2 separate regions of the Homo sapiens genome follow, and region 1 is linked to region 2. The links are chromatin loops, found by intact Hi-C in ENCODE. Cell type or tissue: Panc1. All regions are shown on one strand. Links, peaks and the distances in the headings refer to the core of each region. The heading gives the core; the rest is flanking DNA.

The links. Peaks named below come from ENCODE experiments on the same cell type or tissue, not always from the same donor. Only the 100,000 strongest peaks of a DNase experiment are listed, where the experiment ranks them.
Region 1: a loop joins it to region 2, with 4 times the contacts of the local background. A loop is called at or near these places in 4 of 110 quality-filtered maps.

The regions. Positions count from the first base shown.
Region 1 is chr7:35,065,597-35,082,175 of GRCh38, reverse strand. All of the region lies in intron 1 of LOC105375228 (a long non-coding RNA gene), which reads right to left. It also overlaps the pseudogene DPY19L2P1. Among named protein-coding and RNA genes, the nearest start is that of DPY19L1, 36 kb to the right of the region's middle. In Panc1, for the core only: CTCF peaks have their summits at 8,402 and 8,605 (motif pointing left); a DNase peak (open chromatin) is centred at 8,545; H3K4me3 peaks cover 184 bases.
Region 2 is chr7:35,177,410-35,193,988 of GRCh38, reverse strand. It overlaps the pseudogene DPY19L2P1. Among named protein-coding and RNA genes, the nearest start is that of TBX20, 68 kb to the left of the region's middle. In Panc1, for the core only: CTCF peaks have their summits at 7,895 and 8,101; no DNase peak of the experiment used is centred there; H3K4me3 peaks cover 2,740 bases; H3K27ac peaks cover 1,981 bases.

The DNA of each region.
Region 1 (16,579 bases), core at 3,915-11,914, 110 kb after region 2:
GATCATTTCATGCTAATCCAAGGCAGTTTATGCTAAAAAATGTTAAATTTATCAGGAATTCGATTAGGTTTTAATTTGTCTATTTTACTACAAATGGGCCTTATGTTTAGATGGTGATGGCACTTGGAAATTATATTTATGTTTGTTTCATCTTGAAAGTGTGCTTTTACATATATATTTATGAATGTATATTGAAGCTTTATTATTAGGATATGTCTTTCATTTGGTTAAATGAGATGTGAAAATGCAACATGCTTAATTTCATTCTATTTTTTAAATTTCTAAACATTGAAATTGTTTTTTGAAATGACGCTTTAAAATATTTAACTTATGAAATAAATTTGTCTCTGAAAATCTAGATGTTGTGTTATGTATCTATTTTCTCTAGACAGGAATACATTTCTAATATGGATATATATGTCTGTCTTTTTTCAGGCCTGGTTGCAGTATGCTTGAAATCTGTGATGTGGAAGACCCTTCCAATGCAGCTAACCCTCCCTTATGTAGCGTCCTGCTCAAAGATGCCAGGCCTTACTTCACCACAGTATTTCAGAATAGTGTGTACAGAGTATTGAGGGTTAACTGAGAAGGAAACTACCCATTACACTATGGCACAATGTGGTGTGTCAAAAACAATCACCCTTTGGCTTATTTACATTAATAAAAATCACAAGCTTTAATAACAGACACTTAAAAATAAGATAAAAATGGATTGAAAGTTTCTCTGATTACTAAAAGGTAAATTACTTTTCTGTTCATTGAATGTCAGCCTTATTAAGCTTGTCATATAAGTTATTAAATCATTCATGTCATACTGCATAAACAAATGTTCATTTCAGAATTTTAAAGAAAAATGTATATAAAAGAACAATGAATTTTAATAAATCAAGGGTACGTAAGTCCTTTTTCATCCAACTAGGTGAATTGCTTCAGATTTTCCCTAGTACCAGAGTGTACCTGCTCAAACTCTTTGAACCACTTAAGGGAGAAGAACGCAAGCTCTGAAATGACATCCTTAAAATGCTGATACTGATCACAACCTCTTTACCTCTGTGAGCAAATTGTAACAGTGTGTCTTTTAAGGTGTTTTTATTTCACCAGCCCTTAAGAAAGATCTCTAATACCTTTTAATACTTTTTTTTTATAATTTCAAGTTGAAGTGTTTTTAAAAACACCTTGTTTTGTAACGTTTTGAATCTCTTGAGATGTATTTACCCCACTAGATACATATTTGCCACTGGTTAGTTCTCCATCTAAGCTCAAGAGGTTATTCATCTCTCTTTAGATTCCAATGGTTTTTCTTTTAACATCCAGGTAAAATAGAAACTGCTATGGTATACAACCAAATTTTGGGGTTAAACATAATCAGAAAAGAAAATCCAGTTAAATTTATGAAGTGAGATTTTCAGATCCTAGATCTTGAATAAAGCAAACGGCTTTTCATCTTGATGGCCCCAAAGCTTGTTGGTCATGGTCTTTATTTCTGGCCACTATCATCTTCTTAAATAATATATTTTTAAGCCCTCATTTATTTTTGGTTTTGGATGAGGAAAGTCATGTTTTCTAAGTCCTCTCCCCTAATAAAACCTACCCAACAATAGTGCTTTGAAAAGTGGTAGTTATCTTGAAGATAGATACTCTTGCCAAATGCAAAGATAAACATTCTTTTTGTCTGCTTTATAAATATGAAATATGCCAGATCTATAGTATTTTAATGTGCATCTACTTTAAATGAGTCATCTTGGGGTTTTTATAATTCCCTTACATTCTTGCCCCTCTACACTTGAAATAACAAAATGCCTTAATTTTATAGATTAGTTCTCTTATAGCAGACAGGCAGCTATATGCAGCAAAACCAATAAAGTTATTTTTCAACTTTAATAGTTGTAAAATGTTATAACAGAATACATAACAGCTAAGAAAACATGCCACATTTTATTTTAGCATTTTCAAATAATTTGTTTTTGGTGTAAGCACAGGATAAAAAAGGAGAGCGTCAAAGAAAAGAGACTTAAAAAAATAACATTCATAAAAATTAACAAAGTATATTTTGGATGATGTTTTTACAGGAAATAGTTTAAGTTGGTAGAATTTTTAAAATGGTACTGTATTAGCTAATAAAATATTCAGTACATATATATGTTTGGATTTATGCATTAAAAAACTAATAAAATTATTTCCAACTTTTGTATTTGTAAATTATTTTGGTACAGGAGACAAAGCATCTAAGAAAGCATGCCGCACATTTTACTTATTTTAGCATTTTCAAATAATCTGTTTCAGTGATGTGTGGGACAAAAAAGGAAAAGAGACGTAACACCTAACATAAAATTAAAGTAACACATTTCAGATGATGTTACAGTAGCAAAGACTTGTAACTAACCCAAATACCCATCAATGATAGACTGGATAAAGAAAATGTGTCACATACACACCATGGAATACTATGCAGCCATAAAAAAGGATGAGTTCATGTCCTTTGCAGGGACGTGGATGAAGCTGGAAGCCATCGTTCTCAGCAAACTAACACAAGATCAGAAAACCAAACACCATATGTTCTCACTCATAAGTGGGAGTTGAACAATGAGAACACATGGACACAGAGAGGGGAACATCACACAAGGGCCTGTTGGTGGGGGGCAAGGGGAGGGAGAGCATTAGGACAAATACCTAATGCATGCAGGACTTAAACCCTAAATGACGGGTCGATAGGTGCAGCAAACCACCATGGCACATGTATACCTATGTAACAAACCTGCATGTTTTGCACATGTATCCCAGAACTTAAAGTAAAATAAATTTTAAAAAGTCAGTAGAACTCAACAAAAAATGGATGAGCTGTACTAATAAAATGTTCCATACACATACGATGTTTTCATATATATTTATGTTATTTTCATGTACTAGCTGTGTTAAGTAACTGTAAAGCCCTTGAAGATCCTGTTTTCTGTCTTTTCTCATCCTTCACAATGCATACATTTTGAAATTGAAATTGTTCTCATATAAAGGGAGAAATAGGTTGCTGGGCTTACTAGCCATGTTTACACTGGCAGTGCTCTTTCTTAGCCATTTAAAAATGATTCTGTATAGTCTTACACAGAAGGCAATATACTATGATGGAAATAGTGTGAGCTGTGCAATGAGATGTATCGAAGTTTGAATACTGCTTCCATTAGTTAGGTACCTACCATGTATTCAAAAGATATTCATTAAACACTTACTGTATGTCAGGCACCATGCTATGGTTGGTCATGTTACTTAACTCCATGAGCTTTCTTCACCTGTAAAGCAGAACTCACAATACCTACTTGGCGGAGTCATTATGAGGATTAGTGAAACAAAGTTTTGAAGTACCTGGCACATAAAGGCACTCAACAAACATTAGTTTCTTCTGCACTACCCACTACAACTCACTAATAACCATTTCAGTAATATCAAGTTGCAGAGTGAGGTTAGCTCATTTCAGAATTCCAAATAGTCTCCCCTTTATTTGATGTCAACAAATAGGAGTACTGGGCTGCAGCTTGTTCTTATACAAATTGTTCTACTGAATTCTTGCCTGTATAAATTTTATTTTTTATTCTTTTGAAACATGAGGAGATTTTCACTTAATTCAATGAAGCTTTTTCCATAGTTTCTAGGATCCTATGTTTGCACACTAATCTGCAACTATGGCTAGAAGTGAGGTGCACACAAGCTGCAACAATTCCTTCATCTGCTTCATCCGGTTGTCAGAAGCAAATGCACAGCTTCAACAGTATCTGTGTTCTACCACTTTGCTGCTGATAGACACCAAAAATCTGAGTACTTTAATAATAAAATTATGTTTATATTTTTATACATTACATGTTCCTATTATACACGAAGGACAAACTCACAGAAAAATTAGTTTTGAAAAAAACAGGACATTTTAAAGAAGGGGACAATTATATATATACATACACATAGCAGCAAAAATGGCAATAGCTCAAAAGTGGTTAAGATATACATACAGACACTGCAATGAACATCTTAGTGCATACTTTATGATTTTAAAGTTATTTCCATAGGAAAGATTTCATAAAGTTAAATTTCCTTAAAAAAACTGTGGACACCCTTAAAGCCTTCAATGCAGTTAGCCTCAAATTACCTTTGCAAAGGTATGTGTGCACCTTTTGGATTGTATGCACCACCAAAAGTTAGTGTGTATAACAATGCTCATTTTACAACACTCTCACTGGGATTAATTAGCCTTATTAAGAATATATTTTGCTAATTTGTGAGGCCCAAAATAGTATTTGTTATTATTCTCATTTGTATTTGTTCTATGTCCAGAAAAACTCACCATATTCTTTAGAAAGTGTATGTCTCTGAAGCTCTGTATGGGTTCATATTCTTTAATTCATCGAGTCTGTTCATAAAGGATGGGGATTGAGATAAGGGGAAAGAAAAATCTTTGAAAATTCTTAATAAGAGAAATATAAGGACATTTTCAAAAGGACAGGTATATATATATAACTTCATGCACAAAAGTCAAATTTAAATGGGTCAAGGACTTAAATGAAAGTAAAATGTTTAAAGTCTTAGAAGAAAATAGGGAAATACAGATTAAAACCACATGGTAATATTTACATTCAGATAAGAATTGGTGAGGACAGGGTGCCACAAGAACTCTCATGAAATTATAGTAGGAGTGTAAATTGGTACAGCCACCTTAGAAAATAAGTTGTTAATTCCTAATAAGTTTTAAAGTATGTAGTCTCTGCAATTTATAGTGTCACCCTAAAGAAATGTTGTTACAAATATACCAAGGAAACCAATTACAAGAATCTTCATGGAAGCATTATTTGTACCTGAGGAAAAAAAGCTGAAAACAACTCAAAGGCCCACCAACAGAATGGATAAAATGGATATTTCCATACAACGTAATATTGTAAAGGAATGAATGTGATCTACAGTGACAAGCATCAGTGGGAACCAATGTCAAATAGACTGTTAAAAAACTAAGTCATCAAAGGGGATGTGTGTGCATGTCAATATATATGCCATTTACATAGGGCCTAAAAGCAAACAAGACAATATTATAGAAGATATAGTGTGGCAAAACAGCGAAAGCATAGGCATAATTAATTCAAAACATAGGCTGGTGATCACTTCTAGGAAAGAATGCAATACAGGAGAAGCCCTGGGTGCTTCAATGTTAATATTCAATTCCTTGGTGTTAAGTATACAAGTGTTCATTTTATAATTCTTTAAAATGTGTGTGTATATATGTATATAATGCTTAATATATATTTATACTCTTCAAAGTAGGGCTTTGATTCCTCATCAGTGGTTCTTAAACCTCATGTTCTCTTTAGGTAACTCTGGGAGCCTAAATAAGCATCAAGAGTTGTTCTGATGACACGTCCAGCTATTCAAATAAATGTTCAAATTGTAGATTTTATTGTTTCCATTTGTGCAATGTATTTTTTTCCTTCCAACTTCTATTTTAGGTGCAGGAGTACATTTGCAGGTTTGTTATATAGGTAAATTGCATGTCATGGGGTTTGGTGTACAGATTATTTTGTCACCCAGGTAATAAGCATCGTACCTGATAGGTATTTTCTCAGTCCTCGCTCTCCTCCAACCCTCCACCCTCAAGTAGGCCCTGGTGCCTATTATTCCCTTCTTTTTGTCCATGTGGGCTCAGTGTTTAGCTCCTACTTATAGGGAGCACATACAGTATTTGGTTTTCTGTTCTGTGTTAGTTCACTTAGGATACTGGCCTCCAGCTCCATCCATGTTGCTGCAGAGGATGTGATCTCATTTTTTTATATGGCTGTACAGTATTCCATGGTATATATGTACCACATTTTCTTTATCCATTCTGCCATTGATGAGCATTTAGGTTGATTCCATGTCTTTGCTATTGTGAATAATGCTGCAATGAACATACATGTATATGTGTTTTTATGGTAGAACAATTTATATTCCTTTGGGTATATATCCAGTAATGGGATTGCTGGGTTGAATGATAGCTCTATTTTGAATTCTTTGAAAAATCTCCAAACTGCTTTCCACAGTGGCCAAACTGGTTTACATTTCCACCAGCAGTGTATAAGTGTTCTCTTCTCCACAACTTCACCAGCATCTTTTTTTTTTTTTTTTTTTTTTTTTACTTTTTCATCATAGCTATTCTGACTGGTGTGAGATGGTATCTTACTGTGGTCTTGATTTGCATTTCTCTAATGATTAGTGATGGTGAACATTTTTTCATATGCTTGTTGCCTACATGCACGTCTTCTTTTGAGAAGTGTCTGTTCACACTTTTTGCCCATTTTTAATGAGGTTGTTTGTTTTTGCTTGTTGATTTAAGTTCCTTATAGGTGCTGGATATTAGACCTTTGTCAGATGCATAGCTTGCAGGTGTTTTCCTCCATTCTGTAGGTTGTATGTTTACTCTGTTGATAGTTTCTTTTACTGTGCAGAAGCTCTTTAGTTTTATTAGATCCCATTTGTCAATTTTCGTTTTTGCCGCAATTGCTCTTGGCATCTTCATCATGAAGTCTTTGCCAAGGCATATGTCCATGGCCTTTCTTGTTTTCTTCTAGGGTTTTGATAGTTTTAAGTTTTACATTCAAATCTTTCATCCATCTTGAGTTGATTTTTGTATATGGTGTAAGGAAAGAGTGGTACGGTGTCTTAAAAATTACCAGATTGTGTTTCATAGGATTTTGAAAAAAAGATGTCATTCATAGAAATTGCATTAAAATTCACATCTCTCAGGATGTGTTTCTTCATCTGTACATAGGTGATAATACCTACCTCATAGAATTACGAGGATCAAGCCAAGTGTTCCATGTCAATGTGCATTATTAAGGGCTACACATGTGATCCACTTTAATACCACCAGACAATAGGCCAACTTTGAATTGGATGTTAATAAAAAAGCTATGATGTATTCATAATCCAAAAGAGCAAATAAGATTATTTATATTTGACTTAGAATAATTTTTTGAGGAGCTTTTGCAGCTACTGACTTCTTTAGTATGCTTGCCTGAGATTAAAATAGATATTGACTTCCTTATTGTGCTTTTCTGAGATTAAAATTCTTTCATATCCTTTGAGCCCATATAGATAATGGCTTTTACTTTTAAAATTTTCTTCCAAGAGATACATATAACTCATATGTAAATATTGAGATTATTCAGATGAAGCTGCAAAGCCAGTTCACAGACTATACTGGATTGAATCATATCCAAGAACCTATGAATTTTATTTAAAAAGCACCTCAGCTATTGAAAAGAGCAAGACTGTTTACACAGCTTCATACAGACCTAAGAAATACAATGGAGATCATACATGAGAGTTATTTCTTTAACAAGGATGGTGTGGCAGCCACAAAAGTACACCACCTTTAGGGTACTCCTCTGAGAACCTGCTGTCCAGCTGCAGGGAGCAGAGGTAACTGACAGCCTTCAACTGTAGCGCCATCAGCATGTGCATGGCATTCACTCTGGGTCACATTCTTCCTGGGTAACCCCCAGCCAATGACTGAGCAAGGAAGATATACTAGTCTGTTCTCACATTGCTATAAGGAAATACCCAAAACTGGGTAATTTATAAAGGTAAGAGGTTTAATTGACTCACAGTTCAGCATGGCTGGGGAGGCCTGAGGAAACTTACAATCATGGCAGAAGGTGAAGGGGAAGCAAGCCACCTTCTTCACAAGGTGGCAGGAGGGAGAAATGAGCGCAGGAGAAACTACCAAACACTTACAAAATCATCAGCTCTCGTGAGAACTCACTACCACGAGAACAGCATGGGAGAAAACACCCCCATGATTCAATTACATCCACCTGGCCTCTCCCTTGACATGTGGGTATTATGGGGATTACAATTCAAGATGAGATTTTGGGTGGGGACAGAGCCAAACCAGATGAGAAGGGTACTGTAGGGCCTGGCTGTTTCAGCCCAATGCTGAACTGCTTCATCAGGCAATCTTTGCTCTGAAGCTGCTCACTGAGCAAGCCAAGCCCTGGTCAGCCGTCCTTTGCAGCTGGAGGCTCTCCCGCTTTCTTCCTCTTTCATAGATGTCAACGGGCCTCACAGCTGAAGGCTTTACCCACCCAGTCCTGCTCCCCATCCTCTAACAGCTATGACACCTTCCTAGTTTCACCCCTTCACCCGTTCCAGTTTTACATAAGTTTTCCTCACTACACAGAGATGGTGTGGTGCCACCAAGATCATTATTCATTTTACAACCTTACTGGGATCCCCTGATGATATCCCTCTGAGACTGCAGCACAGTAGACCCTGGCAGAAGACAGGACCCTGTACCTATAAGATGCCTTTTCTATCTCACAGATCCAAACCATTGTCAGATTTTAGAGTTCCTAGTATGGAGAAAAGTCCCTTGGGAACAGTAGAGCCTGGATTGAACTCTTTTAAAATAAGTAGGAGGTAGGCGCTTGTGGTCCCAGCTACTCGGGAAGCTGAGGCAGGAGGATCGCTGGAGCCCAGGATGCAGAGAAACACGATTGCGCCACTGCACTGCAGCGTGGGCAACAGAGTGAGACTGTCTCAAGAGAAAAAAAAAAAGTGAGTGTGCAAAATGTTCATTTTATGTATACTTAGTGCCATCTGCTGGCTATGAAATATGATAGCATTTGTCATGAAATTACAAAAAGTGTTAAGGTGCTAGTTTGCACGTTTTCATGGAAAATGGGAGAAAGCAAGAGAACTCAAGGACATGCACTACATTTTAGTTTTGTTTGAGTTGTGATGATCTCAGTGGCTCTTCTCTCCCTCACCCACCCACCTCTCCTATTTGTTCAATCTCTCTCCCTCCTCTGGTGCCTTAAAAGGGTCTCCATGCTTTGCATCCCTCCTCCACTCCACGATCAGGGACCCGCCCGGCATCACACGTTCTGCTTCAGCAACAATGAATTGCTGGAAATTTCCAGCAACTCTTTTTCCTGCCAGTGCTCACACTGTACCCTTGCCTGTTAAGGTCTTACATGTCTTCCTCCCACACCCCTGCCTCTCACCTGCTCAGATGTCCCCTCCTGCCAGCAGCCAGTCCTGACCATCCCCTCTGTGCTCTGCTAATGCCACTCCACCTGTCACATAGTTCGATCATTTAAAAATGATCTGTTTTCCTTTGAAGTCTTTCATTGAACTCTGAATTACTTAATAAAAGGGTTTGTATATTATTTATTCCTGTTTTCCACCCGACACCGTACCTGGAACATAGCAGATGCTCAGCAAACATTGCACAAAAGAATAATGTGGAAAATAAATGGTTAAAACATAGAAAAATTTTAAAGATAGGGTATTTGGGTCACTTTTACTGTTTTCTGTCCCTACAATATGGCTGAATCATCCCCCATATGGCTCAACATTTTCTTAGTTCTTTTAAAAGTACCCAACACTATATTGAGTGCTCTGGGGATCAAAATAATAGTATATATATTAAGGCTGGGTTTGAATCCCTGCTCTACCATTTACTAGCTGGGCAATTTATATAACACTTTAAAATTTCATCATCTGTAAAGTGGAAATATTAAAGGTATCTTCTTCAAAAGTGACATTTGGAAAAAAAAATAAAGTAATACATGTAAAGCATATGAGATTCAGTAAGCACTGGGTTAGTGGTGAGTTGTTTTTGTTGTTATTGCTAAGACCCAGGAACCCATTGTTTGAAGATCAGCATAGAGCACTTACTGGTTGGGTGGGATTTCTGTTCTCTACTCAATGGTTTGTTTATTCTTTAGAGACTGTCCCCTCTAGAGTCTATTATTAATATTTTCTTATGCCAATTTATGGGAGTTTTACTATTGTGCTGTTTCTCTAATAATAGCTAATTTATATCTTTAATTTTTAAAAGCCATTATGCTGGAAACAGAACATTCATACAAACAATACATGAATGAATGTAGGTTATACTGCAAAATAGCTGGTTACTATAATGTAGTGGTATTCCATGGCTTTAAGTTTAAAAATAACTTCACATTTACTAGAGTGGACTTACCCTCCAGGCATAAAATTTTAAAACCCAACAACTCCAGGCCTCCAGAGTCTTTACTTCCCACTAACTTCTCACCAGTGAAGGCGAAGCTAATGAAAAAGGATAGATGACTGCTTCTCAATTGGAAATGGATCCAAATACCATCAAGGGAATTGGTGTTGGGTATACAGATTTTACCTACTGTCACAGGCTGGCTGGGTGGAGGATGGGGAAGGTGGTGGTATCGGTCTACTTTTAGAGTTTTAAATGTTTCTCTGAATTCCTGTAGCAGATAATTTTGAGAAAATTTTGCCTAGAGAAAGAGTCTGAAACCAAAAAGCTAATCAGAAGCAAAGGTTTGCAGCTTGGATCTTTAACATTAATAAGTCTATTGCTTTTTCCTACCTCCCACTCCTGCTACCTGAAGAAGGTGAGTAGGAGGGGAGGGATTTTGAAAGAAGAGGGATGTGGAGGGAAAAGGACATAAGTGGTGGTTGGGTAGATGACAGATAGTGGTTGTCTGCCTGCCACCCATCTAGGTATGTCTCCACGGGTGGCCTCTGCTTTTGCCCACAGGGGACTCATTCACGCACAAAGGAAGATGACAGACAATTGGCCAGAACATAGAGCACTGAAATGAAACACAAAGGCCACTCTTGGGCCTCTGTGTTTCATCACAATTATGTTAGTTTGCTAGGGTGCCATCATCAAGTACCACAGACAGGTGTCGGAGATCAAGGTATCTATCAGGAGGGTTAGTATCTTCTGGGATCTTTCCTCTTGATTTGCAGATAAGTGTTTTCTCCCTGTGTCTTCACATGATCTTTCCTCTATGCCTGTTGTGTCCTAATCTCCTTTTCATATAAATTCACAGTTGAGCACATAACTCGTATTTAATACCATATGTTGGAATAAAAAGCCTTATAGCAATGCATAGGATAGAAATTCTTTTCTTTAAAACTTAGTTTGAGTATTTTGCAGTAATGAAAAATGGTCCTGACATACAGAATGCCATCTAGCTTACACCTGCATGGGGCATGCATGGCATGAGGCATGCAGAAGAAAAAGATGAGCAATCCTTACCTGAAAAGAGACCACCCTCTCCTTTAATGGGAGGGGAAATTAAAGAATAATTTAATGGGAGGGGAAATTAAAGAATAATGCCCATAGTTTGCTGCAAACACTATTGCTCAATTTAATACTGTAATGGAATCTACAATGTGTGTACAATCATTGTTAACTATACCTTTATTATCTTTATAATGTTGAGGTAAAGAGCTTTCTGCTATTATGCATTAATAACTCCATCCCTAATGCCATCATGGTTCTAGTGTCCAGGGAAGGAGTCTGTATTAGTCTGCTTTCACACTGATATAAAGAATGCCAACAGAGACTGGGTAATTTATAAAGAAAGGAGGTTTAATTGACTCACAGTTCTGCATGGCTGGGGGGCCCTCAGGAAATTCACAATCATGGTGGAAGACAAGGCACATCTTACACAGCAGCAGGTGAGACAGAGAGAGAGAGAGAGAGAGAGAGAGAGAACGAACCAGGAAGTGCCACACTTTAAAACCATCAGCTCTCATGAGAACTCACTCACTATCATGAGAACAGCATGGGGGAAACCACCTCCATGATCCAATCACTTCCCACCAGGTTCCTCCCTTGACATCTGAGGATTACAATTTGAAATGAGATTTTGGTGGGGACACAGAGACAAACCATATTATTTCACCCCTGGCCCCTCCAAAATTTCATGTCCCTTTCAAGTTTCAAAACCAACCATTCCCTCCCAAGAGTCTTAAAGTCTTAACTCATTCCAGTATTAACCTGAAAGTCCAAGTCCAGAGTCTCATCTAAGACAAGGCAAGTTCCTTCTACCTATGAGTCTGTAAAATCAAAAGCAAGTTAGTTACTTCCAAGATACAATAGGGGGCCAGGTGCAGTGGCTCACACCTGTGATCCCAGCACTTTGGGAGGCCGAGGCAGGTGGATCACCTGAGGTCAGGAGTTCAAGACCAGCCTACCCAACATGGTGAAACCCCATCTCTACTAAAGATACAAAAATTAGCTGGGTGTGGTGGCCGGCGCTTATAGTCCCAGCTACTTAGGAGGCTGAGGCAGGAGAACTGCTTGAATGTGGGAGTTAGAGGTTGCAGTGAACCGAGATCACACCAGTGCACTCCAGCCTGGGTGACAGAGGGAGACTCCATCTCAAAAAGAAAAAAAAAGATACAGTAGCGGTACAGCCATTGGGTAAGTATTCCCATCCAAATGGGAGAAATTGGCCAAAATAAAGGGCCCACAGGCCACATGAAAATCTAAAACCCAGCCGGGCAGTCATTAAATCTTAAAGCTCCAAAATGATCTCCTTTGACTCCATGTCTCACCCAGGGCACGCTAATGCAAGGGGTGGGTTCCCATGGCCTTGGGCAGCTCCACCCCTGTGGCTTAGCAGGGTACAGCCCCTCCAGCTGCTTTCATGGGATGGCATTGAATGCCTGTGGCTTTTTCAGGTGCAAGGTGCAAGCTGTTGGTGGATCTACCTTTCTGGGGTCTGGAGGATAGTAGCCCTTTTCTCACAGCTCCACAAGGCAGTACCTCAGTGGAGACTCTGTATGGGCGCTCCAACCCCACATTTCCCTTCTGCACTGCCTAACAGAGGTTCTCTATAAGGGCTCCACCCCTCTAGCAGACTTCTGCCTGCTTTTCCACACATCCTCTGAAATCCAGATGGAGGTTCTGAAAGCTCAACTCTTGTCTTCTGAATACTCACAGGCCCAACATCATGTGGAAGCTGCCAAGGTTTTGGGGCTTGCATTCTCTGAAGCAATGCCCTGAGCTGTACCTTGGCCCCTCTTAGCCACAGCTGGAGCTGGAGTGGCTGGGATGCAGGACGCCATGTCCCAAGGCTGCACAGAGCAGCAGGGCCCAGGGCCCTGAGGACATTTTCCCTCTTAGGCTTTTGGGCCTGTGATGGGATGGGCTACTTTGAAGATCTCTGAAATGCCCTGGAGACATTTATCCCATTGTCTTGGTGATTAACATTTGGCTCCTTGTTACTTATGCAAATTTCTGCAGCTGGCTTGAATTTCTTCCCAGAAAAATTTCTACCACATAGTCAGGCTGTACATTTTCCAAATCTTTATGCTCTGCTTCCCTTTTAAATGTAAGTTCCAATTTCAAACCATCTCTTTGTGAGCGCATGTAACTGAACGCTTTCAGAATCAACCAGATTACCTCTTGAATGCTTTGCTGCTTAGAAATTTCTTCTGCCAGACACCCTAAATCATCTCTCTTAAGTTCAAAGTTCCATAGATCTCCGGAGCAGGTGCAAAATGCTGCCAGGCTCTTTGCTAAAGCATAGTAAGAGTGACCTTTACTCCAGCTCCCAATAGGTTCCTCATTTCCATCTGAGACCATCTCAGCCCGGACTTCATTGTCTATATCATATATCACTATTAGCATTTTGGTCAAAACAATTCAACAAGTCTGTAGGAAGTTCCAAACTTTCATTCATCCTCTTGTCTTCATCTGAGCCTTCCAAACTGTTCCAACTTCTGCCTGTTATCCAGTTCCAAAGTTGCTTCCACGTTCTCAAGTTATCTTTATAGCAGTACCACACTACCTTGGTACCAATTCTCTGTTTTAGTCCGTTTTCACACTGCTATGAAGAATACCACCAGAGACTGAGTATTTATAAAGAAAGGAGGTTTAATTGACTCATAGTTCTGCATGGCTGGGGAGGCCTCAGGAAACTTACAATCATGGTAGAAGGTGAAGGGGAAGCAAGGCACATCTTACCTGCGGCAGGCAACAGAGAGAGAGAGAGAGACTGCAAGAGAGAGAGAGAGACAGAAAGCGAGTGAGCGAGAGCAAGCGTCAGGAAGTACCACACTTTAAAACCATCAGCTCTTGTGACAACTATCATGAGAATAGGATGGGGGAAACCACCCCCAAGATCCAATCACCTCCCACCAGGTTCTTCCCTTGGCACCTGAGGATTACAATTCAAGATGAGATTTCAGTGGGGACACAAAGTCAAACCATATCAGAGTCTTCCTCTTAAAATTCATGGAAAGGTCATCTCTATCTAATCTCTCTCTGATGCTTCTTTTGGCAGTATCACTAAAGACATTTCCATCCCAGAGAGTAGATGTGGAGGATGTCAGATTCAAAAAGAAAAAATTATTTGTCATTGGTTACAACCACAAAACCATTTACTATAGTTTTAATATTGTGAATATCTGTTCTGATCCCAAGAGATCATCAGTCAAGTAGAGAAAAATAGAACAAACTATTTCTAGAGTGTCTAAAGCATTCATTCTATCATTTTAGTAGATGATATACATGAACATCAACATCCAGTCATTTCCTGAATAAGACAAGACATTATAATTTACCTTAGAGTGAAGCTGTTCTCATAGAATTTACATTGTGCAATTTTGCTTTTTCACATGAATAAATTAGGGGCTCAGGAAGTAGAAGGACAAATAAGGCAGAGAACAAGCAGGAAAAATAATTGAGGTAGGACCAGTAATCCATGGAGGATCCCCAAGTTCAGGTGAAAGCATAGAATATATCTGAATGTGAGAGTTGAGCCAAAGATAGACTCATTTAGCCATGGACTCACTGATGTGTGATCAAAGAAAAATAAGTCTGAAGAGCACTGGAAACCCAGGCAACAGTCATGGAGGAAATGGATAGTCAAACACTAGTAAAAATAATAATAATAGCCATCATTTACAGGCTTACTCTTTCCTAGACTCTTTATATATTATATAATTTAATCTTCAGGACATCTTAGTAAAACTGTTTTGCAGATGAGAAAATTGGGTCTCAGAGATGTCAAGTGCCTTTCTTAAGGCCCTCCAACTAGACAGGGGCAAAGCTTGCCATTAGATTTGGGCCTGTCTAATCCATTAATACAATCAAACAAAACCACTGTGTCCTGGATGGAAGTCATTAATTTAAAGGGAAGTAGAACTAGACACCTAGAAACTAAGAGATCCAGGAGTTCTCATTGTATATTTGGGACTAGGTGGTAGAGGACATGAAGAACAAGGAATAGCTGGCTGGGAATGAAAGCACTGACCCTCCTGCAAGAGAAAAGTAAGACAGAAACCGTGTAGTTGAAGAACCCAGATTCCAAAGGTTATCTCAAGCATTGTTTCAAAAATTGTTGACCAAGCAAATTACTCAGCTCTTCTCATCCAGAACCTTCTCGGGCTTGGTGTAGACCTGGAATCCAGGGCAGGACTGAACCTCAGGGATGGGGACCAGTGTCCACCAGTGCACACAGTGGAGAGGGGAAGGGAAGAAAGCCAAAAGGCCATTAATTAAACCCAGGGACTCCTGGCTCCCAGCAGGATCCTATTCTTTCTCTTCCCACAGTAAGAAGCTAGTGGGGAGATACAGACGCCAGGTGAATCCCTCAGCTGACTAGTCAGCTGTAGGATAACTGGGAAAGTGAGAGGATCCTGCATCCTCTTGAGGAAGTGCAGCTTTCTGCTGTCCAGGCTCTGGAGTCCCTGCTAGATTTGCTCACACACAGGACTTGCACTGGGCAGAAGTCTGTGGCACATGCCTTCAAAGCATTCCATTAGCTGGAATTTAAAATTCTCTGACGGAAATCAGAATCCTGTCTGAAGGCAATTTTGCAACAGTGTGAGATGTGCATGAGGCTCCTGAGGGCCATGGAGCTGTTCCAGGCAATTCGATGAATGGAGCGTTCAGCCGGACAGGGCAGGCACTCAATTTAAAACATGCAGGTGAATGACTGATGGGACCTCTTGCTCAAACATCTCGAATGCATTTTGCCAGGCTCTCCAAGTGTGTAAAAGTCTTGGAAGATAACATGAAATTGCCTTGACTGCACTCATAAAATGGCTGGATGTAAATGCCCTTTAAAAATAAAAAAAATAAAAAAACTAAAGAGCATTTTTAAGGCTTTTGCTTCACAATAGGATGAAAATGATTTGAGCTGGGAGCACGATGATGTCAGTGAAGTGTGGCTCAGCCACGCTTTTGGTAGTTAATGCAGTCAGAGACACAGAGAAAGTCAGAAAACCTATTCTAAAATGATGTCTTAATGCAAAAAGAAAAAGCAGTGATGTGTAAATAGATACTGAGTTGTGTATTCTATTACGCAGTTGAAGGAAATTGAGATCAGAACTGCCATTCTAAGAAAGAGTTGACACAGATTCTCCATTTCAGTTTCTTTGAGGTGCTTAATAATCTGAGTTTGAATACAAAGACACCTGACTTTCCCATGCCTTGATTTACCTATCTCTGAAGCAGAGAAGACACAGTGTGGCCACTCCATGATACTCCTGTGTGTAGTGTTTACCTTTCTCAGGCATGAGATGGCTGCAATTACAAGATGGTTCTCAGAGATGTGTTGGGTATTTTTATCATACTTGTTTAAGACAAGAAAAATGTTATCCCTCATTCCAAGAGTATGAAATTCAATTTTAAAGCAAGGTCACAAATTTTAAAAAAATTATTATGTTCCTTCTATGTGCCAGAATTTGTGCTAGGAGCTCAGAAGGCAGAGAACATTCTCTGTCCTTAAGGAACCTCAAGGAGGAGACAGACATATAAACCAGC
Region 2 (16,579 bases), core at 3,959-11,958:
AATGAGATACCGCGTAAGAACCACTGTGATGGCTATAATTATAATTACAATAACAAGTTGGCAAGGATGCGGAGAAATTGGAACCCTTATATATTGTCGGTAAGAATATAAAATGATGTAGTCTGGCCATTCGTGAAAAGGATAAAAAAAGGTTACTTACTATATGACCCAGCAATTCCACTCCTAGGTGTACACCCAGGAAAAATGAAGAGGTATGTCCACACAAAAACCCGTACACGAATGTTCATAGCAGCATCATTCATGATAGGCAAAAAGTGGAGACAACCCAAATGCCCATCAACTGACAAATGGATAAATAAAATGTGGCATATCCATATAATGGAAGATTATTCAGCTATAAAAAATGAAGTATGATAAATGTTACAGCATGGATGAACCTTGAAAACAGGATGCTAAGAGAAGCTGGTCAAAAAGGATTACATGTTATATGATCCCATGCATGTGAAATGTCCAGCATAGAAATATCCATAGAGATGGAAAATGGATTAGTGCATGCCAGAGGCTGGAAGGAGGGAGGAATGGAAATGACTGCAAGTAGGTATGGGGTTTCTTTTAGGAATAGTGAAGATTTAAATTCTGTTAACACTTATAACTAAGACACTGCACTAGCCCTTTAAATATTTCCAAATTTTAATTTTTTAAAAAAAAGTCTACCTTGCTTTTTTTGAACCCAGGCATACAGCCTTAATTAAGAAATATGAAAGCTGCAAAACTCGATGGTTTTTCTACTAATGGATTATAAATTCTCACTAATAAGTATCTCAAAAAGGGTTTCAACGGATGGTACCAAAGATGAGAGCATTTTAAAGTTTCATATTTATCTTTAGGGGATGGGTCCATACTTATGCGAAAGCAGAGCTCTGCTGCCCCCAACAAGTCTGGTGGTCTTGATGTAAACACTTATTATTTATTTAGGGCTGTCTCACTCTCCTCCTTATTCTCTAGTTGCCATTTAGGCTACTAGTAGATAGAAGTAATTAGAAAATAGGAACAAGGAGGCCCACCCTACTTAGAGACTGGGCAGTGCAGGTGAGAAGGAATCAGAGGAATAAAGTTCAGGGATAAGGGGGAGGCCAGGTTGGGGCTGGGCCGAAGAGATGAGAGAGAGATGAGCTCAGCCCTCTGGGTGGGCAATGACAAGTGTAGGTACTAGAGGACAAACTGTGGGATAGATTGCAGAGTAAGACCCTCAGGGTGGAGTCTGAACACATAGCTGGAGGCAGAGGAGGAGGGAAGGAAAAAAGTGGTAAAAAGAGATCTTAGTACAGGCCACTGTATGACTTAGCAGGTGCATCTACCTAAATATTTGTACAAATACCAACTAGAATCAAGTAAGTTTAAAAGACCTTATTTAGGCCATGTCATCCAAAGTATTTTATAGTTGAGGAAATCAGAACTAGAGAAACAAAGTAAATTGGCCAAAGCATACTGGGCCTAGTCTAGTGATATATCTTCAACTCTATATTATAATCAAAGTTCAATCTTAAATCAACCTAAAATATTATATTATGTAAAATACAGCACACAGATTCATTATGTATCATTGGCACTTTTACTATGTTTTGCATTTAATCTGCCCATAAATATTCTGAAACTCATTCTTTAAATCATTTCCTGTTTGCCCCAAAAATACTCATCTCTAATCCTACTGTAACATCATCATCTACATTTCTGTTACATTAGGATTAGAGACAAATTCTGTTTATAAATAACTCTAAGAACAGTTTTTATATTTTATTTTCATGTTGAAAATCAGTCAGATTTGCTTCAGCCTCAAAGTGTTTATGTAAAATTAAATGAGCACTGGCAGCAAGCTGCACTTTTTTTTTTTACTAAATGGGGAAAATGGACTAACATAGTAGAGGCTTTTGCTTATTAATATTGAATGTAGTAATTCTTACATTAGTTACTTTGGTGGTAAATAAAAATAATCTCAATATGATGGAGTTTGTACATGGTATATTACCATCAAATCCAGGGAAAAATGGATTTTGTAGATTTGGGGATGTGGTACATGTATATAAGTATTGTTGTGTATATGTTGGTTAAGTCATTTAACAGTGATAACTGAGTACCAATCTGGTTCAAATGAATGTGCATATACTATTGAATTGTGCAGTCTCTCTACTTGGAGCTGAAAGAATCTCCCAGTTAATTTATGGATCACCTCCCTCCCTTTGAATAAGACACGCCTTTATAGGCATGTCTTATCTGATAAAGGCCTGGAGTTGTTTATAAGGTATGTCGTATCTGACATAGGCCTGGAGCACTACACGACCGGGGCATGGGTGGCTTACAGAGCTCTAGTTTTTTGGTTTTGGGGTTTTTTTTGGGGGGTTAGGAGTGGGGAGTGGATAGCCCCCTCATGGACACAGAAAATAGATTGGAACTCTTGGAAATTCCAACTTGTTATTACAGATGCCTTTCTTCCATAGTCCAAAAGACAGCATTATGCAAAGTATCACTTACAGATGCATTTACATCTAAGCTTGCTGTATGCTTCACGGCAAGTTGGTGTCTTTCCACTTTCTCCTTGATGAAGACCTGCATCCAATATGAATTTAAAGAGGCTCTGTAAAGTAATTCGACAGCAGCAAATATGCTATTTAAAAATGAGTCAATCCAAGATATGTAAATCCAAGAAAGGTTTTAGACTGAAGCAGTTGTTTTATAAAATACACACGTCCAAAGACACTTTTTTTAGTGGAGGCAACTTGCTGAAGAAGAATTTGAAAGGATCTTTTAACATTTATAAGCAGACCAATTTGAAATTACCTAGAGAATAAGTAAGCTCCAAGAAGAACATACCTATGGCTATCCTATTTTTGAAGGCAAAAATGGAGCTACAAAATTAAACAAAGGATGTATTTCATGTTTGAATTTGTAGAAAAAGTCTTAGAAAGGTATAATGAAAATAAATAAAATTACTAAATAAAATAACTATGAGATCCTAAGAATTTTGCCACCATCTTTGGGAATAACTAATGCTGATAAAGTACAAACTAATACTTTGGTGCCAATTCCAACTCCTTGCACGGTACAAAGGGGGAAAAGTATCTTAATGCATAAGAAATTATGAGACAGCACAAATAAAAACCAATCTTTTATGCAGAAAGTTTCAATTAAAGTGAAATTCATATTTTAAATTACGAAATTATAACCGGAAAAGTTTGTAATGTTTTCAAAATGGTCTTCGCTAAACCACCTCTATCTAGCCTGGAGGCTAGAGATGGAACTTAACTATCCACTTAAATTATATCTATGTATTTGTGCAAAGTTAAAACTTTAAATCTAATAAATTATTCGAATCAATTAAAACAAAGTCATTATTATTTGGAAAACTAAATCTTGGCCATGATGAATATGTTAATTATTTTGACATATGAAATATGCAATGTAATTTTTATGTGGGGTTACATTTGGAATTTTCCTACATTTCATATTTAGTAAATGGATTTATTATAAGAACAGTGATTTTTTTTAAAGAATGAATTTAATAAGTAACTAAGTTTTGAAATTTTGATTTACAGATCATTATTGCCATCTGCTGGTTACATAGTTTAATTGCATTTTTTAAAATTCCCAATTGTTTTACTAAAAGACAAAGGAAAAACTGAGGCAAGTTTTAGATATCCATAACCGGATTAGAGATTTCTATGTAAGACAGATAATTTGCAGCCAGGTGCAGTGGCTCATACCTGTAATCTCAATACTTTGGGAGGCAGAGGCGGCAGGAGTGTTTGAGGCTAGGAGTTTTAGACCAGCCTGGGCAACATAGTGATACCCCATCTCTACAAAAATAAACAAATTAGCTGTGTGTGGTGGCCTGCACCTGTAGTCCTTGCTACTCAGGAGACTGAGGCAGGAGGATCCCTTGAGCCCAGGAGTTCAAGGTTTCAGTGAGCACCATCACACTTTAGCCTGTGTGACAGTGAGACCCTATCTTGAGAAAAAAAAAAAAAAAGCTAAATCATTTGCAGCCAACAGACACATGAAAAAATGCTCATCATCCCTGGCCATTAGAGAAATGCAAATCAAAACCACAATGAGATACCATCTCACACCAGTTAGAATGGCGATCATTAAAAAGTCAGGAAGCAACAGGTGCTGGAGAGGATGTGGAGAAATAGGAACACTTTTACACTGTTGGTGGGACTGTAAACTAGTTCAACCATTGTGGAAGACAGTGTGGCGATTCCTCAGGGATCTAGAAGTAGAAATACCATTTGACCCAGCCATCCCATTACTAGGTATATACCCAGAGGATTATAAATCATGCTGCTATAAAGACACATACACACATATGTTTATTGCGGCACTATTCACAATAGCAAAGACTTGGAACCAACCCAAATGTCCAACAATGATAGACTGGATTAAGAAAATGTGGCACATATACACCATGGAATACTCTGCAGCCATAAAAAATGATGAGTTCATGTCCTTTGTAGGGACATGGATGAAGCTGGAAACCAGCATTCTCAGCAAACTATCACAAGGACAAAAAATCAAACACCGCATGTTCTCACTCACAGGTGGGAATTGAACAATGAGAACACCTGGACACAGGAAGGGGAACATCACACACTGGGGCCTGTCGTGGGGTGGGGGGAGGGGGAGGGATAGCATTAGGAGACATACCTAATGTAAATGATGAGTTAATGGGTGCAGCACACCAACATGGCACATGTATACATATGTAACAAACCTGCATGTTGTGCACGTGTACCCTAGAACTTAAAGTATAATAAAAACATATATAAAAAAACATATATATATATAAATCATGAGGCATCTCTGTTTCAAAGATGATAAGATAATGCAAGAATATATTGCATCTTATCTAATTATAATGTGCTATTTTAATTGTCAATTAATCATAGATTAAATTATCAACCTAACTGCTTTAAGTTATTGTCATTGGTTAGTATACAGCTAAAATGTGACTCAAATAACCATTCAAAATAATGAGGTCAAAATAAGTGACCACTGTTACAGAAGCTGTAAAAACATGAAAACATCCATGATTCTATTCAACTGCACATAAAACTAAGTGTCATGATTTCCCTCTTATATACAAATCTACTCCTCTCCTTAGTAGGAGTAGATACATAATGATTTAGGCAACTATCTCTCAGTTAACTAATGAACCTAAAACATGTATTACTGTTTAATAATTACTAACATATCACTTGATGACAAAGAAACCAAGTGAGCAAAATATTAATTGGAAGTATTGGCAAAAATAGCAATTACTTTTGCACCAACCTAAAAATACTCACGAGTGCACTATAGGATGGCCGGTCTAGAACATAATAAAGGAACATTTGTTTAAGCATGTGGTGTGTTTTTGATGCTTTACAAGCATTAATTCATTCAATCATACCATCAGTAAGACAAATATAACTGTCTTCATTTTTCAGATGAGGAAATTAATCCTAGAGTGGCTAAATTACCAGCTCAAGGTCATACATTGGTAATCTTCCTATATGAGTCCCCTGTGTAAAAGATTTAGAGCAGCACATGGCACACAGTTAATTTTGTGTGTTTACTAAACATATGAATCATAAAATATATCCTGCTTCTTTTTTCCTTTAACATTATATCATGACTATTTTCCTATATCATTAAATATCCATGCAAAATGACTTTGGTGGCTGTAATGCTTCACTATATGAATGTTTCATAACTTAGTGTTTGATACTGAGGCCACTTCTATTTTTTAACGATATAAATAATAGCACAATGAACATTCTTATAAAAAGATTAATTTTTTAAATGATAAAAATGACCAGATTTGTACTTTCATGGGCTAGACCATGGGTAAGAGCATTTTGTATCCCACCAGGACACCAAGTGATGCAAAAGGCAATTGGAAACTCCAGAAAAAACAAACTGACCAAAAAGAAAAACAATAGCTCCACTTCACTTATTGTTCCAAAAAACATTAAAACAGTCATATTTTAAAATAAGGTGCTTTATTTTGAGTTTGCCTAGCCATTCAAGAATATATTCTCATCAACCACAGTAAATACTTTGTATTTTAAATGCAGTATTGGACAGATAGAATTTATTAGCTGTTAAAACTTGGGCAAATAACTACATCCTGATGCTTGATTTAAAATTTGCATACAGTTATTGCATGAATTGAGAAAACATTTTGAGCACCAAACACAATGCCAGGAATGTAGAAATGCTCCTTGAAAAAAATCTCCCAAAACAAAAAATGAGCAGTAGTAGCACTTACTGAATTTAACTGAGTGACAAGATAAATAGTACTGTCGGTTAAGTGCTCTAGACCTTCAGAAAAAGCATAATTAATATGGGCTGGAGAAATGGGCTGGGGCTTGGAAGGTGACAGCTTTCAGATGGGCAGGGAGAAAAGGATGTAAAAGCCAAGGGATGGCTTTTCCACATGAATAAAGGAATTCAGCAGTTATGATGTCTCAGGCTGTGGACTTCACCTGAAATGACTGAGATGGAAGATTTTGTGCCCGAGGAAGTGGGAAATTAAAGTTGAAAAGGTATATTGGGCAAATATTGAAGGCATTGGTGAGCAAGCCTAGGACTTGATTTGTGGGCCACGAACATTTTTGTGCTGTGTTGCATCAGGAAAAATTAACCTGGCCACAATGAGCCATGCTTTAGACTGGTGAGTTAGGATATGGGAGTTCAATGTGATCCATCATCAAACAGATGGCAAGTGAAGCGGTGTGGGCTCCAGCATGTGGCCCGTGACAGAGGACATGGAAAATGTCAGTGGCCCCAGTGCATCTGTGCCAGCCGCTTTGGCCTCTTGTAGGGCTGCGCGGTGACTGGGAGGTAAGCGCTCCCCTCTTAGTTGGTCCTGGCTGGTGCTGAAAGCGCTTGAGCACACCGCTCCTAGGGCCGATGACTTCTGAGGAACCTCATTGGAAAAGCATTTTGCTCTAAGATTCAGTAAACGCTGTTCCGTGCCAAGGAAGTGGCGTCAACCTGAGGCTCTGGGATCAGACCCACCGGACTCACGCCGGCTCTGCCACGTGTTGCCCGCAGTCTCCGCCCGTTCCCTCCGCGTTGGCAACGGGCACTGACTGCCCGATACCTCAGCGATCGTAGAGACTTTCCTAATGCCGGGCGCACCACCGGCGGGCCAGCGGTTCCGTTGGCTTCCCTGACACACTTCCTACAGTCATTTCTTTCAGCTGAGATCTTCCCCTTTAATACCTCGTTAATTAACGTGTAACCTTTTGGTTAAAATGTCAGAGCTAAGACTAAACCTGAAGAAAAGAATGAAACCACAGGAAGTTCTTCAGACTTAGTCGCCAGCAAGGTTATGGCCCGAAGCGGTGCAGGGGCGGCGCGCCGGGAAGCTACTGGCAGAGCTGTGCGCACTGGGGGGTGCTGCAAGCGCTGGGGAGAGTGTGGAGAGGCTGCGTGGAGCTGCGCGCTCGGGGTGGGAGCTGCACTCCCAATGAAGCGCGTGAAGGGCAAGCGGTGATGGGTTCTGCGCCAGTGGGGCTGGGAGCGTGTTGGGGGCTGTACGTGGGGCTGCGCGCAAGGTGAGAACTGCGCATGTGGGCTTGGGGACTGCGCGCACCGAAGGCTGCAGGCGCTGGGGAGGGTGTTGGGGGCTGTGCGTGGGGCTGCCCTCACCGGAAGCTGCACGCTCGGGGAAGCGCAGAGGCGGGGTGCTGCGCGCGCTGGGGAGCACGTGGGGGGACACGCAGGGGGACACGCAGGGACTGCCCGCGCGAATGGCTTCGAACGCATGCGCTCCACCCTACATTTCACAGTCGCCATGACGACCGGGAGGTCCGCTCGTCAACGGCTAGTCAACGGCTGCGGGGACAAGTCCGTTGAGGCTGCCAGGCGAGTCAGGCCTTTCTGGACCTCGCCTGACTCGGATGGGCTGTGCCTGAAATTGACCCAGCTCCACTAGGGATTATGAAGAAACAAGGAGTAAACCCAAAGCCGCTGCAATCTTCCCGCCCCAGCCCGTCTAAGCGGCCGTACGGGGCCTCCCCCGCCCGGGAGCTGGAGGTGGAAAAGTCGGCCCTAGGCGGCGGGAAACTGCCAGGGGGCGCCAGGAGGTCCTCCCCGGGGAGGATCCCAAATCTGAAAAAGCGAAAAGGCTTGGAGCTAAAGGTGGTGGCCAAGACCCTTCTCGACCCCTTCCAGTTCGTCCGTAATTCCCTGGCGCAGCTCCGGGAAGAGGTGCACGAACTGCAGGCGCGGTGGTTCCCCAGCAGAACCACTCTCAGCATCGGTAAGGAGAGGGCAGGAGAGCCCTAGGAGGGAGCCGCATGGCGCTTTTCTTGAGTCTTGAAGGAGATCAGTTTAACAAGCAAGGGTTTGTGGGTGCCTAGTAGGAAATAATAGCAAGGTCTGAGTAGAAAGAAGTTGGCCAAAAATCTTGTCATTGAACCAGAGGAGAGAGAGAGATAGGGAGTATATTGGTTTGAAGGGCTGTCAGATCGCAGAGAGTGTTTTAAGGTCTAGGAGTTTTAAAGGCTGGGGGCAAGGATCAAGGGAAGAGGATGAGATTAAGATTCCAAGAGAGGAAATAATTAGTGGAGCAAGTCTTGGAATATTTGGAGGGGTAGAGTTAAGGGCACAAATTTGATAAGCTAACTGTGGAAAAGAGGAGAGAGACTTCCTTTTCTGAGATGGCAGGGAGTAGAAAAGCGAGAATTACTATATGGAGAAATGTTAAAGTGGAGATAAAAGAAGTTGGGAGTGCTGGCGTCTAATGGTCTTTGTTTCAGTGAAGTATGAGGCTGGGTCACCTTCAGAGGTGAGATTGATAGGATGCCGGGGTCCGGGGGACATGCTTCTGTCACAGCTTGGAAAGGGCATGTGATAAGCCCTTCAAGCATTTAGAATACTGGCATCGTTACACCATATCATTTTTTTCAGATGTGGTATGTGGGTTAAGGGAGGGAGTGAGAGACACAGAAAGATTTTGAGCATCTTTGGAAAGCTAGATGAATTTGGTACTATATTTGACCTTTTCCTTATATATCATCTGAAGAGTTTTTTCAGTGTATATAATTGTTAGGAGAATTAGAAATAGGATACAAATATAGTTGAACAGGATAGTCTCTGTATATTTTAAAATTAATGAAGCCTAATAAACAGTTATGAGCATCTTTACAACCATTTAAAGTTTTCAACCTTTTAAAAATTATAGCAACCGTGCTTGCAGACAGTCCAAAAATACACCATGGGCCATACTTTGCTTATCCTGGTATAAAACAAGTAAATCTTCCGGGAAGTGTTTAAGATAAGCCCAGGACAGTTAGTAATATAGGAAAAGATCTGGGTAAGCATGGTTGAGAATTTCAACATTGCAATTTTTTAATTTTTAAAAATTTAATTTCTTCAATAATTATTGAATTAATTTGCATTTATTTTGTTAGCCAAGTGAAGTAATTTTTGAATTTTTAAGAGGCTATTATTGGTGGTTTATAAGATGACTTGCCAAGTATATTTGGGATAACCATAAGAAATACTATTATAAAATCTCAGAAGGGAGGTAGGACTTCTGGAATAGCCAAGAAAATGCACTCCTCCATGACGACAATGAAAATACTTGGAAAATTATCAAAATCATTTTCTTCAAACTTTGGAAATTAACCAAAGGTTTACAACAATCTAAAGGGCATTAATTCAAGAAAAGCTGCTGAACCTCTATAAGAACAGCAGAGTTTGTGGTGTTTTAACTTGTTCTATTCCCCACTCTTCTCTCTCCAGGGGAATTGAAAACAAGCAATTCCCCAACCAAACAGGGGCACAGGCTGCGTTTGCAGCTCCTGTAAAAGCTCCATACCCAGAGCAGTGTCTCCCAGCTCCCAGGTGAAGTCTTATGTATACATGGGGCGTTGGCCCACGTGACTCCAGACTAGTCTCCTAGGCCATCTAGTAGCTTCTAGGTCTGGGCTCTTGCAAAGAGCTTGCAATTCATCAAGGGTTGAGCTGCACATTGGGGCTTTTAGATGTGCTGCTGAGGAAGTGATTTCCTGCGTTTAATCATCTTCTGATGAATGGTAGAGAAACTGATCTAGAGTGGCTCCTCTTGGTTAGAACTAGCTGAAGCATACTGTATATACTTACTTCTTTTAAAAATTTCTTATAAAGGAATAGAAAATAATACTGAAAAAAAAACAAAAAAGGTCACAATCTTCCATAATTCCATCACTCTTACCAATTACCTGAAGTAAAAAAACCCTCTCAAGTTTCTCCCTTTACTTGTCGAGCCCTGCTGCAGAGAGGTAAGCTCTGTTCAGAATTTGCTTTGTGTCCTGGATTTTTTCCTATGCTCATAGAGACAGGATTAGCTGGCTGTCTTGCTTTGTGTGCTATCTTTCTAGACATGTAAAATAATACATTTGAAATACTTGTTTTAATGGTATTTTATAATAAAGCAGCTATTAATAACTTTCCTTTTTTTTTTATTCCAGCCATCTTTGTGGCAATTCTACATTGGTAAGATTTAGTTTCAGTTTGAAATATTTAAAAACTTTTGAATTAAAAATCGCCATCACTCTTTGCATACAGTAAAACAATAACTTCTGGCTATATTTGTAGAACATCTTTATGTGCACCAATTTATACATGTATTTTGCTTTTTTACAAACCTCATATGTGAAACAGCATTTACAAAATAGATGCATTAGGGGAATAGTAACTTACGAATTAAAATATTTTTGCTTTACCAAATAATTCACCACACGTTTCTTTAAATATCTGGCTTCTCTAGTGTATTTTGCATGTGTAGTTCATTTAAAACCTTCCTTTATTTTATGGTAATTATATGTTGCTAGTGAAATAACTTTTTTTTTTTTTTTTGAGACAGAGTCTTGCTCTGTCTCCGAGGCTGGAGTGCAGTGGCGTGATCTTGACTCACTGCAACCTCTGCCTCACAGGCACCAGTGATCCTCGTGCCTCAGCCTTCCAAGTAGCTGGGATTACAGGTGTGCACCACCACACCCAGCCAATTTGTTGTATTTTTGGTGGAGACAAGGTTTCACCATGTTGGCCAGGCTGGTGTCAAACTCCTGGCCTCAAATGATCCACCTGCCTCGGCCTCTCAAAGTGTTGGGATTACAGGCATGAGCCACCACACTCAGCCAGTGAAATAACTTTGGTGATAAAGTTTTAGTAACACCTGCCAATTGGAAATCAGGTAAAAAAGAAGATAAAGATTCTGCAGTGGTTATATGGTTAAATGGCTCTGAGTCTTTCAGTGTGCAAGTCTGTGTACATTATTTTACAAAAATGTTTATAAAAATTTGTAAAATAATACTTCCTTCTGGAATATTTTCTTTTTACCTGTGCTCAGTGATTTCTACCCTTGGAAGGTATGAGATCTGCTCCTATGTTCTGTTGACACAGTGCTGCTCTAGACATTTAGTCTGCAGGGAGCTTTTGATGTTAGAACTGAGGCTGCAATGGTAGGGAATATTCCTGCAGTTTTTGGTAACCTGGCATATAGCCTACATGTAAAGAAGGGTTAGTGGAAAACAGGGTTAATATATGGAACTTTGCTTTATTTTCAACTTCACTGGAAAGTACTGACTACATAAGTTAGCTATAGCATAATTGTTGGCCACAGCTAATTTTGTTTATCACATATGCTCCTTTCTTCACTGCCGACAGCTGTTGAGTTTCACTACTAAAAGGTCTTCAAGTACACACCTGTATTCTTTGGCACTTGAAAGTTGATCCCTTATGTGATATTATACTTATTGTAAGTCTGCTTTGATCTAAGGTAATTTTATTTAAAATTATATTCTGAACCCTTTTCAACAGTTACGGAGGTATTTCCCAAGGCTGGTACATTAGAATCACTTGAAACTTAAAAAACAAACACTAACCTGCCTCTGTTCTGATTTAGAGGCCTGGGATGGAAGGAAGGGTGAAAAAAGCCACAAGAATTTTAGATATACAATTAAGGTGTTTTTTTTGTTTGTTTGTTTTTTTGAGATAGAGTCCTCTATCTGACTCCCAGGCTGGAGTGCAATGGCATGATCTCTGCTCACTGCAACCTCCACCTCCTGGGTTCAAGAAATTCTTCTGCCTCAGCCTCCCTAGCAGCCAGGATTACAGACATGCACTACCATGGCTGGCTAATTTTTGTGTTTTTAGTAGAGACGGGGTTTCACCATGTTGGCAAGGCTGGTCTCGAACTCCTCACCTCAAGTGATCTGCCCGCCTCGGGCTCGGGCTCCTAAAGTGCTGGAATTACAGGCATGAGCCAACGCACCCGGCCACAATTAAGCTTAAAAACCACTGAGTTAAGGAGTTTCAGGTGTGTGCCATACTGGATTATAAATGCCTAAAAACATACAAGTTAGTAGGCAAATTATAAAATTAATATTATAATAATTTATTGTTTTCTTTTTTATGGCTTTCTTATTGCTTATTTTACTGTTAGTTTTGAAACTTGTTCTTATTGTAATATGATACTTAATTTTTTTCTAGGTTACATTTAGTAACACTTTTTGAAAATGATCGTCATTTCTCTCACCTCTCATCTTTGGAATGGGAGATGACTTTTCGCACTAAAATGGTTAGATTTCTTCTTCTAACGAATTAATTTGTGGTTTAAGAATAGCGAGACTATGAGGTAGAAATGTATTAGGAATTGAAATGAACTTTTGGTGAATTGCACTGTTTCATAAGCTATAACCCAGGTTTATTATTTAAATAGTAAAGTGTTTGAGATTATTTTTCTTTTACTTCATTATCTCTCACCCTTTCCTAATGCAGACTTCTTTTTAAGATAATAAAGATGAATTATAATAGCTGAGGAAGGAGGACAAAGAAAGCACTGAAGAAGTGATAAAGGGGAATGAAATGAGATGTTATCAGAAATTGCTTTCTCTTTGGCTACAGTTAGGAGATCCCATGTTTTACCTGGGCCTTTTAATGATGACGATTATTATTTGGCTCTCTTTTGATTTCAAGATAATCTCTTCTAAGAGATAACTTTTGATATAATTTTTAAATAATTTTCTGTTTTTCAATACTTAATCTTTAAAATGGAGTTTTCTGCCGTACATATCTCACATAATTATTGTGAGGAGTAAGTGGGATAGCAAATGCCAAAATTGCGCAATTTTACATTTAGAAGACACCACAACCGTCCATCTTCCAGATCTGCTCACAGCTGGTCGGGCGCCTAGTGAAGCATTGAAACTGGCTCTCCTCAGTCTAGCCATTGCTTTTTGTTTAAATTATGGTAAAACTTAGATTTAAATTTGTAATAAAAAATTTCAATGTTTATCCTTTAAGCATACAATTCAGTGAGATTAAGTACATTTATGTTGTCTTGCAACTATTACCACTGTCCACATCCGGAACTTTTTGCTATCCCAAACAGAAACTCTACCCACTAAACACTAATCACACCCAGCTCTATTTTCTGTCTCTATGATTTTGCCTATGCCAGGCCCCTCAGTCACTGCTTTTTAATTTTCATCCCTATATTGCCCCTATAAAGTTTCAAAGCATTGGATACATTAACATATGTATGACATTTGAACATTTTAAAGGTATTTCCAAAGACAGAATATAAAATATTATTAAATAAAGAGCGTAACTGTGGCAGAGTCTGGACTTTGGTGACAGATCGCTGGATTCTAATAGCAGTTCTGTGCTTTATTGTATGATGGCTAGTCAGGTCACCTCTCAGATTCTCAGTAATCTCGTCTGCTCAATAGAAATAATGCCAACCTTAGAGGGGTTTAGGGAAAATGAAGGGAGATAATGAATGGCAACACATAGCAGAATACTTAACACAAAACAATAGCTGTTATTAGTAACTTATTTATATATTTAATATTTCCCTAAATATAGTCTTTTGCATATTAGATATCCTTTAATTGTTGTATTGCTTTGTTATCCTCCTAAGCAGAAAGGAAAATTCTTTATGAATTCATATTTTGCCAATCAACTATGAGGTAATGGCCTTTCAGACATCAGCTAAAACAGACCTGTAATTTAGTAGTTACTCGTGTTGGATGAGGCAGATATGATTATAGCATATAGCATTTTTTAGGGAGAATGCATTTTAAACAATGTGGCCCTTTTTTGCTTTTAGATTTTAGGAGTGAAAGCAAGAAATTGTTGGGGAAATAAGACACAACATGCTGTTGTTAATCCATGAATTTTAACTCAACAGCACTTTTACTATCCCAATGAAGCCTTTATTTTATATGCTGAAGTATAAGACACTAAAATAAGCTGCTTTTTAGTACATAGCATTTGTGAGCAACAATAGTCAATTGACATTGAGCTTTCACTTTGCACAGAGGATTAGATGGAGCTATGAATTAAGCTAGAAGCACTGGATTCCTTGCTCGTGATGCTTATGGTCATTATATTTTATTTCCTAAGAGCATGGGAAAAAAAGTAATTTTCTATATGCAAAGTTGTACAGAGGCATGAAGGCATCCCTGTTTATGATAGAATTAATCAGATATCAACCTTCAAGCATCTCAAATGTGGGGGATAAAACCAGATTTGGGAAAATCAAACATATACTGTCTACACATTTTAAGACATTATTAGAGAAACTCTTTAAATTGTTTGACCATCCCTCCAACTCTTTAGTTTGAAAGCCTATAGAAAATTTGAAAGAATAGTACAGTGATCACCTGAAAATACGTGTTCTTTAAAGTCCAAGAATGCAAAATAGCGAGGAGTGATTAAGAAGTCTTATTATTAACTTTTTTTTTCAGAAAAAAAGTTCTAAAGAAGTGATAAAAATAAATATTTTAAAGTTTTAATTCCATTGACAATATGTGCCTTTTTTTTTTTTAAAAAGGGACTTTATTATTCCTACTTCAAGACCATCATTGAAGCACCTTCATTTTTGGAAGGACTGTGGATGATTATGAATGACAGGCTTACTGAATATCCTCTTGTAATTAATACAGTAAAACGCTTCCATCTTTATCCAGAGGTGAGTCATAATTTGAGACAAATAATATTTGTAGAGTGATCCTCTTTGTCAGATAAAAATAGTAAGCACAATCTTGTTAAGAAAGGGAGGGGACGTTTCAGGTTTACTAATTGTATGTATCCTTATAGTTGAGTAGAGTATCATAAGTTCCTCTCTTAAAATTTAAAGACCCCAGAAACTGTTCTCTCATGAACTCAAAGAATGAAACTTAGTGTGTAAATAATGGCCAGGGTAATAGACAAGCCAAATGGAAAAGAGAGTCATGGGAGCCAAAAAGTTCTAAATAGGGATGGGCTTTTGGCTTTGGACACCTCATGGGTGAGCACGATGACCACGTGAAGGGACAGTGAGAGTGATGAGCTTGAATAGTGATCTTGGAGTTACGTTAGTAAAGTAAGATTTATTTAGTCACACAGCCAGAAATCTATTACTATTTTCCAACACTTAGCCTAAAAGAGTATGGTTGTTATAGTAGTCTATAAATGCTAGAAATTTGAAAAACGGAGACAAAATTAGTGAACTCAGTTTGTGAACTCAAGATAAATGCTAAATTTGACACCATAGTAAATACTACTGTTGAGTTTAAAGTTGTCTCAGAATCCAGCATATTAATGAAAAGTTACTGCTTTCTAGTCCTTTATTCATATTTTTATAGCTTTTAAAAATTATTATTCTTTAGATTTTGAAATGCTTAAAGCTACAGACTTAGAAAATAATATTCAAATATGTGTGATCAACCATTTAAAATAAATAAATGCTAATCTTTGTCATTTTTGCATCAGCTATTTTAAAATAATTAAAATATTATAAATACAGTTAAAATCACCTTTGTTCTGCTCCTAGTCCAACTTATACCTTTATTAAAATTTGGTGTGTGTATCCATCCAATCTCTGTTTTCAGAGATTGTTTTATTATATGCTTTTAAGTCCACATAAATGATCTCATACTGAATGTGTCACTGTAGGATTTTTTTCTTCAAAATTGCATTTTTGAACTTTCTGTATATATATATTTCTTTAATTTTAACCGTTTTATGAATTGTAAAGTTTATGTATTTCCCCATCTTAATATATTATTTCCAAATTTTTGATTACAAGCAATGTAATCTAAAATGTACATTTTTGTATGGTTTTCTTCTGTATATGTGCAATATTTTGTCTAGGATATATACCTAGAAATGGAATTGTTGTTATACAGTGTGTGCTTTTTCAGCTTTACCAGATATTGGTAAATTGCTGTCTGAAGCAAATGTGGCAGTTCACACTGCTGTCTAGAATTTTCTCATATCCTTATTAGATTTTGAGTTGTCAGACCCTGTGATTTTTACTCTTATGATGGCTGTGATATGCTTTTTTGTTTTAATTTGTACCTCCCTTATTATTTATGGGGATAAATATATTTCCATGTTTAATAAACATTTGGATTTGTTCTTCTAGCAACAACATATATAAATCTTTGTCACCAAATCAGCTTTTTTGAGGTATGACTTACATGTAATAAAATGTGCCAATTTTGAGTGTACCATTCTCTGAGTTTTGACAAATGTATGAAGCTATATATCCATGACCACAATTGAGTTACAAAACATTTTCGGAATGCCAAAAAAT